Linked DNA regions of Mus musculus: all the other regions are linked to region 2. The links are chromatin loops, found by intact Hi-C in ENCODE. Cell type or tissue: left cerebral cortex. All regions are shown on one strand. Region 1 overlaps Arhgef28 (Rho guanine nucleotide exchange factor (GEF) 28). Region 2 has its middle 6.1 kb from the start of Enc1. Region 3 overlaps Arhgef28 (Rho guanine nucleotide exchange factor (GEF) 28).

What was found. A loop is a pair of places that touch in the nucleus more often than their neighbours do. Peaks named below come from ENCODE experiments on the same cell type or tissue, not always from the same donor. Only the 100,000 strongest peaks of a DNase experiment are listed, where the experiment ranks them.
Region 1: it touches region 2 in a loop (4-fold over the local background); 3 of 42 quality-filtered maps call a loop at or near these places.
Region 3: a loop joins it to region 2, with 2.6 times the contacts of the local background. A loop is called at or near these places in 6 of 42 quality-filtered maps.

The regions. Positions count from the first base shown.
Region 1 is chr13:98,003,414-98,005,913 of GRCm38, forward strand. The region is part of intron 9 of Arhgef28 (Rho guanine nucleotide exchange factor (GEF) 28); the gene reads right to left. Among named protein-coding and RNA genes, the nearest start is that of Gm34388, 110 kb to the left of the region's middle. In left cerebral cortex, no CTCF peak of the experiment used is centred here; a DNase peak (open chromatin) is centred at 1,453.
Region 2 is chr13:97,233,763-97,236,262 of GRCm38, forward strand. No RefSeq gene overlaps it. Among named protein-coding and RNA genes, the nearest start is that of Enc1, 6.1 kb to the right of the region's middle. In left cerebral cortex, a CTCF peak has its summit at 1,471 (motif pointing right); a DNase peak (open chromatin) is centred at 1,464; H3K4me3 peaks cover 406 bases; H3K27ac peaks cover 262 bases.
Region 3 is chr13:98,015,411-98,017,910 of GRCm38, forward strand. All of the region lies in intron 9 of Arhgef28 (Rho guanine nucleotide exchange factor (GEF) 28), which reads right to left. Among named protein-coding and RNA genes, the nearest start is that of Gm34388, 120 kb to the left of the region's middle. In left cerebral cortex, no CTCF peak of the experiment used is centred here; DNase peaks (open chromatin) are centred at 1,265 and 1,639; H3K4me3 peaks cover 1,450 bases; H3K27ac peaks cover 948 bases.

The DNA of each region.
Region 1 (2,500 bases), 770 kb after region 2:
GTCTGATCAGTAAACAGAGCACGCAGAACAACACAGACCCTGTGTGCTTCCTCTGTACTGTTTAATCCCTTTACTTAAAACATCCAGAGATGGTCATAGTGGCAGAAGGCTGTAGTCCTAGCATTCAAGAGGCTGAGGCAGGAGGATTGTTGAGTGTAAAGCCTGTTTGGGCTACCCAGTGAGATTCTGCCTCAAAAAATGAACAGATAATCAAGTATTTACTCTCTTCTAGAGAAATACAGGAACATCAGGCAAAGTTGCAAATGAAGGAACAGGGAAAGGAAGAAAAAGCATGGAAGTGAGGGAGAAGAAATAAAATATGAGACACAGCAAAAGCACCACCTTCAGCACTCTCGTTCCCATGACAGACGGTGAACCCCATTGCTCTGGCTATATACACAGTGCTTACTGCAAACCAGACCCTCGTGATTCCATTCAGTCATCTGAGCCTAAACAACACGGGCAAGGAAGCCAAGGTGTCGTTCAAGCCCCGCCCCCAAGAGCACATGACCACTGTCAGTCACCTGCTGGCCTATTCTAAGTACTTTATTACTGGGGTCACTGAGTGTTCTATTGTGAAGCAAAGAATATCACGTTTGACTCTGGAATATTCTCTATCAGAGACTGTTCAATTTAGAGGTTGAGGTTTGTTAGATTAAAGTTAAATTAATATTCCTAACATTGGTGAACATTTCACAGTGGGCATTTCAGAGAGGTTCTGAACGCACGCCTGACTTTGCGAAAAAGAAAAACGGTTTAGCAGTAGCGCAATTTTCTTTTTCCTTTTTTCCAAAAAATATAGATATCACACCCATTAGACACTGACACATGCTAGAATATTTCACAGAAATTATTTTAGATATTCAGGCACAGCTCCAATCTGGCATGGCTGATAATTCTGAACTACCTTTTGATTTTCAATCTCTCTCTCTCAATCTCTCTCTCTCTCTCTCTCTCTCTCTCTCTCTCTCTCTCTCTCTCTCTCTCGTTGTGTGTGTGTGTAAAACTCAGTCTAGATGAATTACCTATAACCATATAATCATTTTTTTTTATTATTCTTAGAGGAATGAACTGTCAAAAATAATACCATTTCATTTCTTCTCCACAAATTAAATCCTCTGGAATACAGCACACATCTGAGACAAAGTGAGCATAATTTTATGCTTATGGTGTTACAATGTACAAAGTAGGAAAATCTGACATTTCCATCAGCTTTGTAGCAATAGATTACACTAGACAGATTATAAATGCAACCATAATCAACTTGTAACAAATACACTCTGATTGCAAATTCTTTGTCATGTGCATTAAAAATGAAAGAAAATGGCATTTGAGCAATGTCTGGAATTTTCCCTTTAAGAAGTCTCATCTACATGCTACAGTGTGACTTATTTCTAGGTATGTTTGCCTTCTTCCTGGGCCCCAAGTGTGTAATTTCTCCTAGTAACTGGCTGCCAAGATATGACAGAGTAGGCCTGGCTGAGAAAGCATCCATGAAACAGCAGATGCATAATTTCATTTTGTTTTTTTAATAGCACAACATTCAAAATACCCAGGAGAAAGAGCTAGAAAGCAAAGTCAAGATGCCAACAGATAGCTACATGTCATGACATATAATTGGTTTTTACTTTCAAATTTTTATGACATACAATTTCTAGATTTTCAACATCTTTATATATAAAACAAGAGAGGGGGGAAAGTCCCTTTCTTTTGCAATGTAAATGTTCTCATGCCGAACACTAGTTTATCAGTAAGCTCCCCTTACTGGGGAATGTATGCAGAAATGTATTATCTGGAAATGCTTTCCCTAAGAGTACACAGGGCTGTTTTTAACCATCTGTCATATGGTATCTCCATACCCACATGGGTATTAACATAACCATTTTTCTAGTTAGTTCTTTTATTTTCCGTTTTCTAAATTTCTACTTGACAGTTTTATATACATACATAACACATACTGCCTCCTCTCACTTTCTCCCATCTCCCCAGTACCCATCTACCCCAGCTCGTCCCAACAAATCTCTAGCATGCATTCATACCTACCAGTGTGAGGTAGGCTATGGATGTAGCTTGGCCATAGTGCATTTGCCTAACGTGCACAAAGCCCTGGGTTCTATCCCAGAACTACCAGATAAAGGTGATGGACTACTGTGCCGCAAACCCAGTAGTGACCAAGAACAAACCCTATCGTTGCATGCTAAATTGTTTGCCAATTTAAGGAACCCTTGCCAAGTTCTGGAAGACAGAGCAGGCCCTCACACCTTCAGTGTGAGCCACAAGGAAGTATGCAGCTGCCCTCGAAAGGAGAGTGACCAAGCCCAGAGAACTGTGGCCACTCTCCTCAGCCACTCCTCTTCAAAGCTCCCTCGTGACTTTGCTGCCGTTAGTCTTGGCATGGAAAACCTCACCTCAAGCTCCTCTGAGCTAGACCTGTGGCTACACAGAAAATTATCCAGATTCCAAGACGATCTCCATCCCAGGAATTTTCTGTGGGTTGGAT
Region 2 (2,500 bases):
GTGCCTACCCACTGACAAGTCCTTCACATCTGTAAGCCATTGTCCAATATAAGGCTTTCAAACATTTGCATAGTCTGTGTACGTTGGATTTAAAACATAATGTCACAATTGCTGGGTTCAGCCAAGAAGTTAAAATCTTCCTTTGTTTTCTATTGTATTTTCTCTCAAGATTCTTCCAAGAGGACACATGAGCTCCCCTGGGCCTTTGGGTTGCAGACATCGAAGTGGGAAGATGTTTCTCTTACTACTTGGGGCTTGATCATAGCAGGGGAAACGGTGCCTCAGTCCGCAGCTGAGAAACTGTCTAAACTAAGTTTGAAAGAGCAATTTGATGAAGACGGGCCTTTGCTTGTGAGTTGGTACCAATCTCTACTGGGTACAGTGTGCCAGAATGAAAACATGATCTGGTAACTAACTGTGGAGAAAGGGTAAAGTGGATTTAAAAAAAAAAAAGTATAATTTTAGTCAATTGATTCCAGCTTCTCGTCTGTCACACTGTTATCAGATCTGTCAACATAGGGCAAAGTAAATCAAACATGTCATGTCTTCTCTTCCTATAAATCCAGTGTGTGTGTGTGTGTGTGTGTGTGTGTGTGTGTGTGTGTGTGAGAGAGAGAGAGAGAGACAGAGACAGAGAGACAGAGACACACACAGAGATAGAGAGACAGAGACAGAAAAATAGAAGGAAATGGGATGCTAACCTAGCACTCCAGGGGGCAGGAAAGCAGGCACCGTGAGTGACAGAAAGATAGAGGAGGCAGTGCAGGTCAGTGGTTAAGAACTAAACTCTGAGTAGGGCAGTGGTGGCACATGCCTTCAATCCCAGCACTTGGGAGGCGGAGACAGGCAGATTTCTGAGTTCAAGGCCAGCCTGGTCTACAGAGTGAATTCCAGGACAGACAGGGCTACACAGAGAAACCCTGTCTTGAAAAAACAAACAAACAAACAACAACAACAACAACAAAGAACTCAACTCTGGTGTGGCGAATACCACATCAGCTCTGGATCACCCCCACGAGATTTTAGTCCTTTTGGGGATAGGTAAATGCGGTGCTTGTACACGATATAAAAGCGAGAGAGGTTCAACATTGTTATTAATCCCAGATCTACCTCTGTAGACAAACAGATTCCTGTCCCCGGGCCTCAGGACAGTAAACTTAGCGCTGAAGGAGAAGTAGCAGGAGATTGGCTGGCTGGGATCTGGCTAAATGACCCGGTTTTGTCCGTTGCTCTCTTGTCTGAAGGTCACTGGATGGCCATGTTCTCGGCCATTCTGCAGACCGGCAGGATTCCGGCTTACAGTTTCCTTTGCTCATCTAAACACTGAACACCCGGGGGCCAGAGTAACCCATAAGAATTTGTAGAGCGTGTTCGTTCGCGCATGCTCGTTCTCTTTTCTCCTTTCTGTAGGATGGTTTTGAATATTGACAGACCCTTTGGTACTTGATCCTCACTGCAGCCAGCAGAGGGCACACTTGCTTTATTTAATCCCTCCTGGGCTCCCAGGCACACCCACTTACCCGGCTTTGTTGGGGTGACTGTAGCATGTCTTAGATGACTAGTGGGTATGAGGAGGAGGGTTTTTTGTTGGTAGTAAATTTTACCTAAAAATTTGGGATGTGACAAATTGAATTTTATTAAACTGTGGAAATTGATACGTGGGATTTAAAAAAGACAAACTTGTCAAAGAAAATACATTTAGATGAAATCTATTAAAGTTCTACCTAGAAAAGCACTATTTAAAAATCAGAATGCATGTTGATCTTTCTTCATTTCCTTCAGCATCTGAAGTGTCCCGGAAAAAAACGTAAAAGGAATTGATGGTGTTTGGGGGGAGCCTGGGCTGTCTTCTCCATCACAGTGAACACAAGACTTTGTTAAGAAAACTTCTCACACAGCTGTGGCTGTGAAAAGCTAGCCTAACTATTTGAAATGTCCACTTTTGTAAAGCTAATTTTATATTGAAAATAATCTTATGATGATTGGACGGAGGCTGGTGCTGTTTATGTTACACACGTATATGAACACATATACACGTATACACACGCATATATACATCTATGAGTTCGTATCATTGCTTAGGCTGTGCTTTTAACTTCATGAGAACAGAACACACTCATCAACACCTCTACCTTTTCATTTGATTTACAGTAACTACAACCTCCTGTCTGAGGCTGAGCTGTACCATTGAGTAAAGTCTGTGCTCGCAGCCTGCTATAAAATTATTTAAATATTCATTTAGAAGTGCAAGTTCTTGGACCACAAAGGTCCCTTCTTCTGGTCCCTTCTTCATGCTGAGACCTGCTCAGACACTTGGCATCCCGCCCTGGAAGCACAACATCCAGGCCAAACAAAACCTTCATTTTTCATTGCTTGGAACAACGGTCGATTCTTGAATGTAATTACTTAGAATAAATTAGGAGTTTAGTCCAGGAGCCTTGGGGCACTGAAAAGATTATGAAAAACAGGAGGGGAAATGGTTCAAGATTCCCCTAGGCTG
Region 3 (2,500 bases), 780 kb after region 2:
TTTCCTTACAATAACTACAAAATCATTAAATAGAATTCCTTACGAACAAATTTCCCTTAAATAATTAACTTCTAAACACACACACACACACACACACACACACACACACACACACACACACACAGAGAGAGAGGGAGAGGGAGAGAGAGAGAGAGAGAGAGAGAGAGAGAGAGAGAGAGAGAGAGAGAGAAGCATAGAGTTAGCAGCAAGCATGAGGTCTCTTTAAGCTTTACAAAGTCTAGACATGTTTAAATCAACAGGACTCTTTATTGTCAAAGTAACTCCAAGGTAACTGCGATTAGACAAATTCAAAACATTTACCTAGTACTGACCCCCAGACACATCCCGGAGCCGCACTTTTTTTTTTTTTAAGTATGGATAATGACGCTAAGGTAGATTTTAAAGTAAAGGGAGCGGAGGGGGAAATACATGTATGTACCTCAGAAGTCCATACACAAAGTGTCTTACGGCAAGATCTCTAGAAAGACTTGTGAAAACAAGAACTTTACTGGCAAGCAGCAGGCAGGGAAACACAGGACAGAGAGGTAAGAACGCAGAGGTGCCGCGGTTTGGCTCTGGGCAAACAAAAGGCTCCATGATCTACCTTTCTTGGATGCCCTGCGCCGAATCTTCATCTTGGGGAAGGAAGGCCAGGAGTAGTTGAAAGGTGAGTCCGAGTCAGAATCCATTGTTTGTTTGGGTGAAAGGATCAGCTGAGGCAGAGGAGTGCCTGCAGACCGTGCCCAGCCCGGAGCCTCCCCCGTGATGTCAAAGGCAGGAATGGGGCTGGGTGAAACGGCTCCAAACTCAGGGAGGGAGAGGCAATAAACGTTTTGCTTCCTTCGGGCGTTCAGGCATGTAGACCAACAAGGAGGCTGTAAATATTAAAGCCAAACCAGAGAAGCCGGAGGGGGGTGGTGGGGGACCTGGAGTCTGGCTGATACATCGCAGTCCAGTTATTCAAAAGGTCACCAGGGAGCAAATGAATCATTAACTCCCCTCTTCTTGTGGCTGGATATGGAAATGAAGAAGGAAGGGAGCCGGGAGGAGAAAGAGCGCTGCCCTGCTGCCCTGCCTCCCTGCCGCCCTGCCGCGATTCAAGAAAAGCTTCCTAGGCAGGCGCCTGTTTTGCTGAGCGCTAGGAAAGCTGTGTTGTGCTATGCTAGGTGATGAAGGCTGGAGTTTGTGTGTGGACAACCAGTCCATAGCAAATGCAAGCCAGTCCGCTCCAGGATGCAGCCTCCCTGAGAAGCTAACAGTCTACACTGTGAGCATCTCGGGCAGGTTTGAGGCTGCAACTGGCGCAATTTACTTAACCATCTGGTCTCCTGGTCCTTTCGGTCCTAAGGTGGGCACCTGCTTTTACCTTTGTCTGCAGTAACTGCAGTGGATACAAAGATGCATCCACTGGCTAGGGCGACATGAAGCAAGCGCGCGCGCGCGCGCGGGCGAGAGAGTGTGTGTGTGTGTGTGTGTGTGTGTGTGTGTGTGTGTGTGTGTGTGTTTCCAGGTTCGGCAGTCAGTCCTAAGGGTTTAGGTGACTCTGTAGCTCAGTTCTTAACTTTCATTTACCACAAAGCAACAGTTCCTGCAGTCCCCCAAAGGCTTTCCAGTGATTGGCACGCAGTGGAAACCCGCACTGCCTTCCCATAAACCCATAAACCACGGCTGCCACTCACCGGTCTTCCCTACTCTGATAGGCGCACAGAAAGGTGTGACCCACGTAAGATTACAGTGAGCAGCCAGGGTCTACAGAGGACTCTCCCACAGGAGCCTCTTGAAAGCACTTCTTGCAGGAGGAGGAAGGCCGAGAAGTCCTATGTTGTGCTGTGTTTTGTGAAGTCTTCGGATGCTTAGAGAAAGCTAAAGGGAAACAACCTGAGGGGCCATTCAACCGTGTAGGCTTGGAACACGGCAGTGTATGTCTTCATTAGCATTCATCTCTTTACTTCAACTATTTCTCCAACTGTTAGCGGCATCACAGCCTGCTCTGTGGTAGCTGAGCCTCTCTGATCAGGGAGGGGTGAGTGAGAGGCAGAAGCAGAGAGATACAGTGTGGCAGGGGCCTGCTGGGGTATGAATTCAAGTCACAATCAGAATAATGTAAACTGCTTCTGTGATTTCATGTGGTTTTCTATATGATTAGAAAACTATAGCAACACATAAATGGCATATAGCTGGAAGGATTATGTCTAAAGTTAAAATGAGTACTTTTCAATTTTGTAGCCTTTGATTTGGAGAATAAATTAAATATTTTTCTTAAATGGATGGGTACACCTATAAGAATAAATTAACAAAAAAACAAAAAACAAAACAAAACTTTTTAGGCCGGGTGTGGTGGTGCACGCCTGTAATCCCAGCACTTCGGAGGCAGAGGCAGGCGGATTTCTGTGTTCGAGGCCAGCCTGGTCTACAGAGTGAGTTCCAGGACAGCCAGGGCTACACACACACAAAAAAAACCCTGTCTCTAAAAAACAAACAAACAAAAAACCCAAAAAAA